Regions from separate parts of the Homo sapiens genome. Here regions 2 and 3 are each linked to region 1. Evidence: chromatin contacts called from ENCODE Hi-C or POLR2A ChIA-PET data. All regions are on one chromosome and are shown on one strand. The core of a region is the stretch at or near the end of the contact, and the rest is flanking DNA. Distances in the headings are between cores, read along the strand shown.

The links. A loop is a pair of places that touch in the nucleus more often than their neighbours do. ChIA-PET counts read pairs that join two places held with the same protein, here RNA polymerase II (POLR2A). Pooled maps may share reads with other maps.
Region 2: a map of heart left ventricle shows a loop between it and region 1 (3-fold over the local background). The contact joins two enhancer-like sites. A Hi-C loop is called at or near these places in 5 of 168 maps with a recorded cell type or tissue (CD8-positive, alpha-beta T cell, GM12878, heart left ventricle and 2 more), 11 of 37 single-sample maps with no recorded cell type and 16 of 50 pooled maps. POLR2A ChIA-PET finds 5 or more read pairs at or near these places in 3 of 52 experiments (H1, activated CD4-positive, alpha-beta T cell and naive thymus-derived CD4-positive, alpha-beta T cell).
Region 3: a map of GM12878 shows a loop between it and region 1 (2.9-fold over the local background). The contact joins two enhancer-like sites. A Hi-C loop is called at or near these places in 3 of 168 maps with a recorded cell type or tissue (GM12878, OCI-LY7 and sigmoid colon), 5 of 37 single-sample maps with no recorded cell type and 10 of 50 pooled maps. POLR2A ChIA-PET finds 5 or more read pairs at or near these places in 2 of 52 experiments (H1 and T-cell).

The regions. Positions count from the first base shown.
Region 1 is chr2:7,435,872-7,438,757 of GRCh38, reverse strand. The region is part of intron 4 of LOC100506274 (a long non-coding RNA gene); the gene reads right to left. Among named protein-coding and RNA genes, the nearest start is that of LINC01871, 290 kb to the left of the region's middle. Within about 2 kb of position 1,462, at least 4 of the 41 ENCODE cell types and tissues checked have a DNase peak (open chromatin) inside an H3K27ac peak, as active enhancers do; they include CD8-positive, alpha-beta T cell and GM12878, where a contact is called at or near this core.
Region 2 is chr2:8,300,520-8,303,405 of GRCh38, reverse strand. All of the region lies in intron 2 of LINC00299 (long intergenic non-protein coding RNA 299), which reads left to right. Among named protein-coding and RNA genes, the nearest start is that of LINC00299, 26 kb to the left of the region's middle. RefSeq lists enhancers at 1,015-1,074, 2,180-2,736. Within about 2 kb of position 1,250, at least 17 of the 41 ENCODE cell types and tissues checked have a DNase peak (open chromatin) inside an H3K27ac peak, as active enhancers do; they include CD8-positive, alpha-beta T cell and GM12878, where a contact is called at or near this core.
Region 3 is chr2:8,228,378-8,231,263 of GRCh38, reverse strand. All of the region lies in intron 7 of LINC00299 (long intergenic non-protein coding RNA 299), which reads left to right. Among named protein-coding and RNA genes, the nearest start is that of LINC00299, 99 kb to the left of the region's middle. RefSeq lists an enhancer at 1,216-1,395. Within about 2 kb of position 1,508, at least 12 of the 41 ENCODE cell types and tissues checked have a DNase peak (open chromatin) inside an H3K27ac peak, as active enhancers do; they include GM12878, where a contact is called at or near this core.

The DNA of each region.
Region 1 (2,886 bases), core at 213-2,712:
CCTGGGTTCAAACAAGTCTCCTGTTTTAGCCTCCTGAGTAGCTGGGATTAAAGGCGGCTGCCACCACGCCTGGCTAATTTTTGTATTTTTAGCAGACACGGGGTTTCACCATGTTGGCCAGGCTGGTATTGAACTCCTGACTTCAGGTGATCCACACACCTCACCCTCCCAAAGTGCTGGAATTACAGGTGTGAGAAAACATAAATGAAAACTGCAGTAAAGTAAACAAAGCAAAAGTGACAATAAGGAGTTGAAGGCAGCTGAGAGTTGAAAGTGTCCTGCAAAAGTCTCAAACTTTGCCGTTTTACTCAGAGAACTCTCTAGAGCCCTGGTCTAAGGTCCAGACAGACATGGTATTATCTGACTTTCTGTTCCCAAATCCCATCTGATTACGTTGCAGCCTCAGTTCTTTATCTGCTTCCCAGCCTATGTGGGTTTAGTGAATGACTGGCTCCCTGAAAACCCATCAGTCCAGATAGTGCCTTTCAGGGGAACCTCTTTCCTCCCAGGCTTGCACAGTGTATTTCAGCTGGGATGCCTCCTGATGACTCCCTCTGGCTGGTTCTGCTACATTCGCTCACTAACCTTTAGATACTCATTCATTATTAATGCAAAAGTGAGTGGTCATTGCCGAGTTGCAGTGGAAAGTCACACTTAACTTTCAATGCCATCTTCCTCTATTCCTGAAAGATGCTATTAGAATTAGGCAGGATGTTATAAGCTGAGAGAACAGCAAAGGAAAAGCATTTGCCTGCCTTCCAACCTCTCATAGCAATGATTAGAACACATTAAGGATTCTTTTCATTCTAGTAAGTATTTTTCTAGGTTTGCTCGAAGACCTAAATCAAGTTAGGGTAGGTTTTCGTAAGTGCCCGTGGTTTGGGCTGAAACCGAAAACTGATTCAAATGATGCAACTATTATGAAAGTTTTTCTGTAATAAAGTAATCATAAAATTGAAATTATGAAATGACTAGTGTTCACTGCCTTTCCATTTTCCAAGTAATTATCTGACGCTTCTGGGGTTTAGCAGATTTTTCTGCTAAATTTTTATTAAGATGAAAAAAGAAACATTTGTAAATAGCACCAAAGGTAGGATGTATTAAAAAGATACAGAGATGCTCAAAAGGCACTGAAATAAACTCTGTTTAATTTCTACTGGGGTCTTGCAAGCTTTTGGACACCCGAGTCAAATATTAAAACAACATTAGGGATTTTTTCTTAAGTTCAGAAACCCCCACCATCTAAGCAAAACATTTAAATTCTATTTTGGCCTTTGTTAGAGTTGGAGCATCATCAAACAGTACTTTTTCTAATCTGACATTTTAGAGGTTGGCAAATAATGACCATGAGCCACATTCAGCCCACTGTCTGTTTTTCTAAATACAGTTTTATTGGAGCACAACCACACCCATTTGTTTATGTCTTATCTGTGGGTGCTTTTCACACCTCAATGGCAGAGTTGAGTAGTTGCAACAGAGACCATATGGCCTGTGGAGCTGAAAATGTTTACTATCTGGCCCTTTACAGAAGAAGTTTGACAATGCCTGCTTTAAATAAAATATGCATTCTATTAGCTGGAGCTAGGCTTTTACAGATTATTAAAATATAACTAAATCCAATCCTTAACTTTCTGAGCTGCCATTACTCCCAAATATATTCCATTTGTGGCTGATAAAAACAATGTTTTTTTATTTTCTTTACCTCTCAAAAAATGCACTGAAGAAAACCTAACATATCAGAAGACCTGTCTATGGAAAAATAGGGGGAAAAGTCTCCTAAGAACAACCTCAGAGGGTTTTTAGAAGAGCAAACATTGCCCAATTTGTTCCCAACCAGTCCCATTTCTGTTGGTAAAATAAGCTCACAGCTTCAGTCATTACTCTTTGGGCCAGCAAGATCAAAGATGTGTTTATGTGAATGTGCCAGGGAAGGAGACAAAAAGCAGAGGTTCTCCACCATGGCTGCATATTGGAAGCACCTGGGAGATGAAGACAGTTCGAAAGCCAAGTCCCTCCCCAGGCCAATTAAATCAGAGTATGTGGAAATGTGGCCAGGGCAGCAGAATGTTTTCAAATTCCCCAGGTGGTTCTCCATTGCAAATAGAACTGAGAGTCGCTGGGTTCCAGTAAGGAAGGGTGCTATATGGAACAAGGACGTCACTTAAATTTGGGGGTTTTCCTTTCCACTGTAAAATGAGAGGGTTGAAATGAAGTTCTCTGAGGTCATTCCCGTCTGTGATTATAAGTGCAGTTCAATTGAATTAAGTTAATTTCCCCAAAAGAGGAAGCATGGAGCATTTTGACACCTTCTGTTATGAAGAAATATGTGGAATGGAAAGTGTTCAGAGCACGAATGGGTTCACTGCCGTGGGAACATGGGAAAGAAGGCTTGACGGTATTTCTGCTACTACTCTGTGGTTCAGTACTTCAGAAAGAAGAGAAGCCAGAACTTCTCTGGGACCTGTGTCAGACGCATGCTGTTACTCCTGCTGGCCTTTGCAGGCACCTCCAGTTCTGGTGGTTCACTTTTAGTTAACAGACAATAACCGAACACATGGTCTGAGGCTCACACTGTGCAGAGAGAGGGTGAAGCTTCTCAAGGGTGAATATTTTCTCTAGAGGAAAACAATGATGGGATAGATTCTGGTTCTGCTGCTTACCAGCTGTGAAAGATGGGATTTATTCATTCTCTCTAGACATCAGTTTTCTCATCTGCACAATAAGAGTAATAATCATCTCTCTATTCTGGTATCCTACAGAGGATTAAATAAAATAATGCATCAGAAGGCTTGGCAAAGTGTCCACCACAATGTAGGCTAAACAAAGAGTATATCATCATTACAATCATTTTCATTATTATTACTGTAATCATCATGATGTATTGGC
Region 2 (2,886 bases), core at 1-2,500, 860 kb before region 1:
ACCTTTTGGTGCTACCATGCTATGCATTGAGGGTCCAGGATGTGTAAGGCACTAGCACAGCACCTGAGATATTTTTGAGTGGTGGGGCAGAGAATGTGGTACAAAAAGATGAATGAGGCTGGATGCAGTGGCTCACGCCTGTAATCACAGTGCTTTGGGAGGCTGAGTGGGGAGTATTGCTTGAGGCCAGGAGTTTGAGACAGCACTGAGGGTCCAGGATGTGTAAGGCACTAGTACAGCACCTGAGATATTTCTGAGTGGTGGGACAGAGAATATGGTACAAAAAGATGAATGAGACTGGATGCAGTGGCTCACGCCTGTAATCACAGTGCTTTGGGAGGCTGAGGGGGGAGGATCGCTTGAGGCCAGGAGTTTGAGACCAGCCTGGTCAACACAGCAAGATTCTGTTTCTTACATTAAAAACAGCAACAACAACAACAACAACAACAACAACAAACAACCACCCATGAACAAGATCTAAGGAGTGCAGGGAAGGCAGTGGGTGCCTCTCAGCACACAGTGAGGCTGGTGCGCTGAGAGGTTTCCCCTCATTGGGATTTCTTTGTTCTCTTTGCTATTCCTCCCATTCAAGCAACCCTTTCTCTGCTCTTCCCTAGGTAAGGGGTGTGAGAGCAGAAAGACAAGCAGTCCTCTTTCGGCTGCAGTGACCATTGGGGTGCTCTGCCCAGGTCTCCCCGCTAGCTGCAGTGACAGTTGATGATGGCCATGGCAGAGCCCGCACTGGATGCCCCCTCCTGCTGCAGGGAATGGCCTCTTTTCAGGTCATATCCCCCAGGTTCTGAAACTGACCGAGGAAGGAACGCAAAGGCTCGGCCCTCTTGCCTCAACTTGGGACAACTCTGATGGGCCGTCCCAGCTCGAGAGCGCCACTTAGGATTGGCTGGGGGTGGCTCCAAGTGTAGCCTCGTTGCAGCCAGCTTCAGCTTCTGCAGCATCCTGCCTTTCTCACTTCTTTACAGGAGAATCTCCCGAGAACACCCTCTGATCAGCACTCTGCATGCAATTTCCATCTCAGACTCTGTTTCTAGGAAGACTTTCAGGCAGCTGACACTGGACGTGGTTGTGAGTTGCAGGCCCTAATGAAAAATTGGAGAGGAAGCAGGTGGCCGGCTGATGAAATGATAACCAGAAGGCCTGTGGGCTTGGGTGGCTGAGGCTGAGGCTACTGAGTGTTGAAGAGAGAGAGGCAGAGGCGCAGGATGACTCATCACTGGTTTCAGGCAAACTGTGAAAGCCAGAGCACTTCCTTGGCAGCATTTAAGAAAACCCCGATGATCTGCAGCTGGAAGGCAGGTTGGCTGGAGGACCAGTCTGAACCCTGAGTAGGTTAAGTTCTCAGTCCTTCAGACACAGGGCTCTAATGGGAAAGAGGTGAGACCCTTACACTTAGGGTGGGAGCCCTGGACAGTTGGGAACCCTGAACACTTACATGCCCCTGAGTCCCCTGGGCCTGCAGAAATGGCCTATTTCTCATGTCATGTAGAAGATTGTAGACTGCTTGAACCTGGGAGGCGGAGCTTGCAGTGAGCCCAGATTGCACCATTGCACTCCAGCCTGGGCAACAGAGCGAGACTCGGTCAAAAAAAAAAAAAAAAAAAAGCAAGACTTTCCTTTTCTGAAGATCATACAGAGGTCTCAAATGAGGTAGGTATCATACAAGACAATGCTTGACCCATCAGGATCTACCCTCATCTTTCCTGTTGGCAAAACCAAAGAATAACAAGAACCAAATCTCAGCACAGCCCGACTGGGGATGAGCTGGGCTGGCTTGGCCAAAAGGGGATATCAGGTGAAGGAGCTGTGGGGTCGAGCTAATATGTTGCAGAGGACCTGGGAATATATTCATGGGATTGGATCAAAGAGTGTAGATATAAAATCGAATAAGGTTGAGTTTATTGAGAGGGAGCAATCTAGGTGGTACAGGATTAAGCATCTTGGTCAAGATCCCTGGAGAGAATGCTAAGACTCAACTCAGATGTTGCTTAAAAGCCTAGAGAAAGCAGTGACCCACACTCAGGCAGATGGTGGAGAGAGGGACCAAATGGCTCAGAGAAGTGGCCATGCTGGAGTGGACATGCTAGCATCCATGGTGCTGACTATCTTCACGAGATGGCCTGGAGGACTTCCCATGTACAAAGGAATGCACTGGTGAGAGTGGCCCCAAAGTCACTGAGCTCAGGAATGGCTGTGCTCTATGTGCCAGAGCTGATGACAGATGATGAAATCACAGAACTGGCTCCTGGTAGCAACGGGGATGACAGGATCCTGGGATTACAAAGGCCAGGTGGTATGCTCACCATTGGATGCAAGGCAGAGGCCATGATCACAATGAGAGGCAAGATCAGTGGGGCACCCAGGGGGTTCCTGCCCTGCAGAGAGCTCTCAATAGGCTCATTGTTTTAGGAAGGAGATAGATGGGCACCCAACAAGGGCAATGCTTAATTTCTACAAGAAAGCACGTGTGGATTACCAGGAGGTACAAAAGTCAGGATCTTTTGCCTAGTTTCTTGAATGGAGCTAATTCTCAGCCCCAGAATCTGTTGACTGAAGGAGGAGCAGAGCTCTTCCCAGGAAGGATGGTACCATATTACAGCAGGTGCATTCAGCAATAATTCCCCCACTTCTCTCCTAAAGGTATCTAGGACATTTATTTAGGCAAATGCACACTGGGGAAAGACGAATGCCTTAGCTTTTCAAGGACTATTAAGCTAACATTGATATTTGGAGACCCAAGATGCTACCATAGCCCTCCTATTAGACTGGAGACCAGGAAGGCAGGTAATAAATGGAATCTTTTTTCAAGCCTAGCTCACATTCTTCATTTCCCTGGTTCTCTAGTATAATAGGAGTGAATGGCAGGTTCAT
Region 3 (2,886 bases), core at 259-2,758, 790 kb before region 1:
TAGGCGGGGTGGGGTTCCTTCTCTTCTGTCTCTGCCCTCACATCTCTTCAATTATTGCATCTCATTACCTCTTGGCAGAGATCATGTCCTATCACTCATATCTCAGTCCCTGATACAGAGATGGTTCTTCACAATTTTTGCTGAATAAATGATTCATGCAGGGCAAGTTTTAGATTGACTCCAATGTCATGTGCTTTGACAGAAAGAGTATTAAAGATCTGCTAAGGTGAGGAGAGGCCTTAGAAGGTCTAAGACGATCCTGAATTTCTCATTCTTCAAAGGATTCTTAAGAAATTTGGGTTAAGCCAGGGATTGGACTGTTCTCTTTTGTTGACTCAAGTTCATAGATGAGGTCAAGAATCAAATCAGTCTCTTCTTTGGTAATGATAGACAATTAGTTTGGGAAAGACTTTTTTCATGAGTCTTACCCATCATTTATCAATTTTAAAGTCTATGAGTAGCTTTGAATACAAAACTGCATGTGAAAATCATTGTGTCTACTATTGAATAATTGACTAATCTGTCACTCACAGCTCCTGAATGAGGTTCCTGTCTAATTGCACCTGCCAGTTACTGATTGCACCTGCAATTAGGCAATTGTGGGGGCAGTTTTTGTGTTTCTGTTTAATTGCCTGGGCCAAAACGGAGAGTACCTTTTACAAATCTGGCCTATTATCTCATTGTGAGCCTTTGCAAATACAAGGTGACCCCAGGAAGAGATGGAGAAAATATATAGTTTTATTTGCTGCACACCAATTAATGTCAGTAATCTAGTGCCAACATTCCTATACTTTTCTGGTTTAGTAAGAAATTTACATATATTGGAATCCATCAATATCCCAGAATATAATTTATACTTCAATTTGCTACTATTTTATTATGACACACATATCAAAAGTAGTTCTAATTCCTAAAAAGTTTCTATATACATTATACTTGTTAAAGAACTTTTCAAGTGGTTACTGAGGTTCTGTTGTTCATGAGGAAGAACATAAGACCCCTTTTGTTGTTGCCTTTTTGGTCTTATTTACTGTCTGGCAGATGCAGAGATGTGCTGTTCAGATTCCCTTTAAAAAATGGACTTGCTGGCTAGGCACGGTGGCTCACACCTATAATCTCAGTACTTTGGAAGACCTAGATGGGAGGATTGCTTCAGCCCAGGAGTTTAGGACCAGAATGGGCAACACAGTGAGATAGCTAAATTTTAAAATTAGCTGGGCATGGTGGCTTACACTTGTAGTCCCAGCTACTTAGGAGGCTGAGGTGGGAGGATTACTTGAGCCCTGGAAGTTGAGGCTGCAGTGAGCTATGATTGCGCCATTATACTCTAGCCTGGTGACAGAGCAAGATCTCAAATTAAAAAAAAAGAAAGAAAGAAAGAAAAAGAAAGAAAGAGAAAGAAAAGGACCTGCTTCCTGAGGCGTAGAGTGTGGCTAACTCATAGTCTCCAGCTGCAGCTGCTTGGAGGTTTGCCTCAGCTTTGCTGAGTCATGCTGTTCTCAGGGCGGCCCTACCGGTTGCCCCTGCAAAGTTGTGGTAACAAGAAAGAACCGACTCTGCCCCACATGGGACTTCTCAAAGACAACCTTAGCCTTGGATCTCCCTGGCAGAGACTTTGTTTCATCATTTGTCGTTGCTCTCTGCCAGCTACCCTGCCCAATCCTGCGTCCTCCCTTTTCTTGCTTAATAGGTGTCGGTCTCTAACAAAGCGAATCGACTCTCAACCTCCATCTGGGCATCTGCTTCCTGGAGAATCCAATCTGCAACCACCATCAAGTAAAGATAAATTAGGAATAGCTCAGAGGATGTTTATTTTATTGAATTATTTCAGACCCAAGGCTTCTCTCCAAAAACTGTTTTCAAGGAAATCTATTTTTCTGTGAGATTATATAAGAACTGCCTCTTTTCTATTTCTTTGTTTTCATTCTTTTTTCTCACCACCAATATCAAGGGATACCATGTGTAAAATGATTTAAAGAATGCATGTTAGTTTAGAATCTAAATTTCAAAGGATTTAAGTTTCTACTTCAGTAATAATTATTACTATTTATAGGGATTAACTCTTCCACACATTTCTAAGTGAAATAAAAGTTAGCTCTAAAGAAGTACTACAAGTTGGAAGAGACATTTTACCTTTACGTTATCACATCATCAAAGCAATGTGGCTTTCATTTTATAAATCTTATTAAGTTTGCTTGCCTTTTCATATTAGCATTTATTACGATGCTGGATAATGTTACTTGGCGAAACTTGTACTTTCTGTCTGCCAAAATCTACATTACAAGATCTACATAAGCACCATTGTACGTAGTGTTTTCACACTCCCAAGAAATATTAATGTTTGGGACTTGAGAATAAGAAGCTGGAATTCCTGAGAATTCTAGGGAATCCCTGAAATTGTAAGTTAGTCTTTATTTTTTAGTAATATTTTATATAAATATTTTAAATTAATTATAAGTGATCATACTAATAAATAGTAAATCATTTTTAATAGTGCTATGATAAAACTTTCAGAAACTTTCTGCAAACAAAATATATGATAGCAAATGCATGGTTTATTATGATTATGAAGTGATGTATTGCTGACAAGATGAAATATTTTCATAACTGCAAGAGTGATCTCTTTTTGATAGAACCATTCCATAATAGAAAACATTAAGAGAACTTTAACACAAAATATACGCCAAATAAAAATTATTTAAAAGTGGAAAGATATTATCAAAATATTAAATATCTAAAAGTTGCCATTCTTAAAAATAACATTTTAAAACACTCAAAACATCAGTTGCCATGTGCAATAGTTTTGATCCATGTTTTGTAACAAATACCTAAGATGCACACAGTTTTTTTCTATTTCATGTCGAGTTGGTCGAATTATAAATGTGC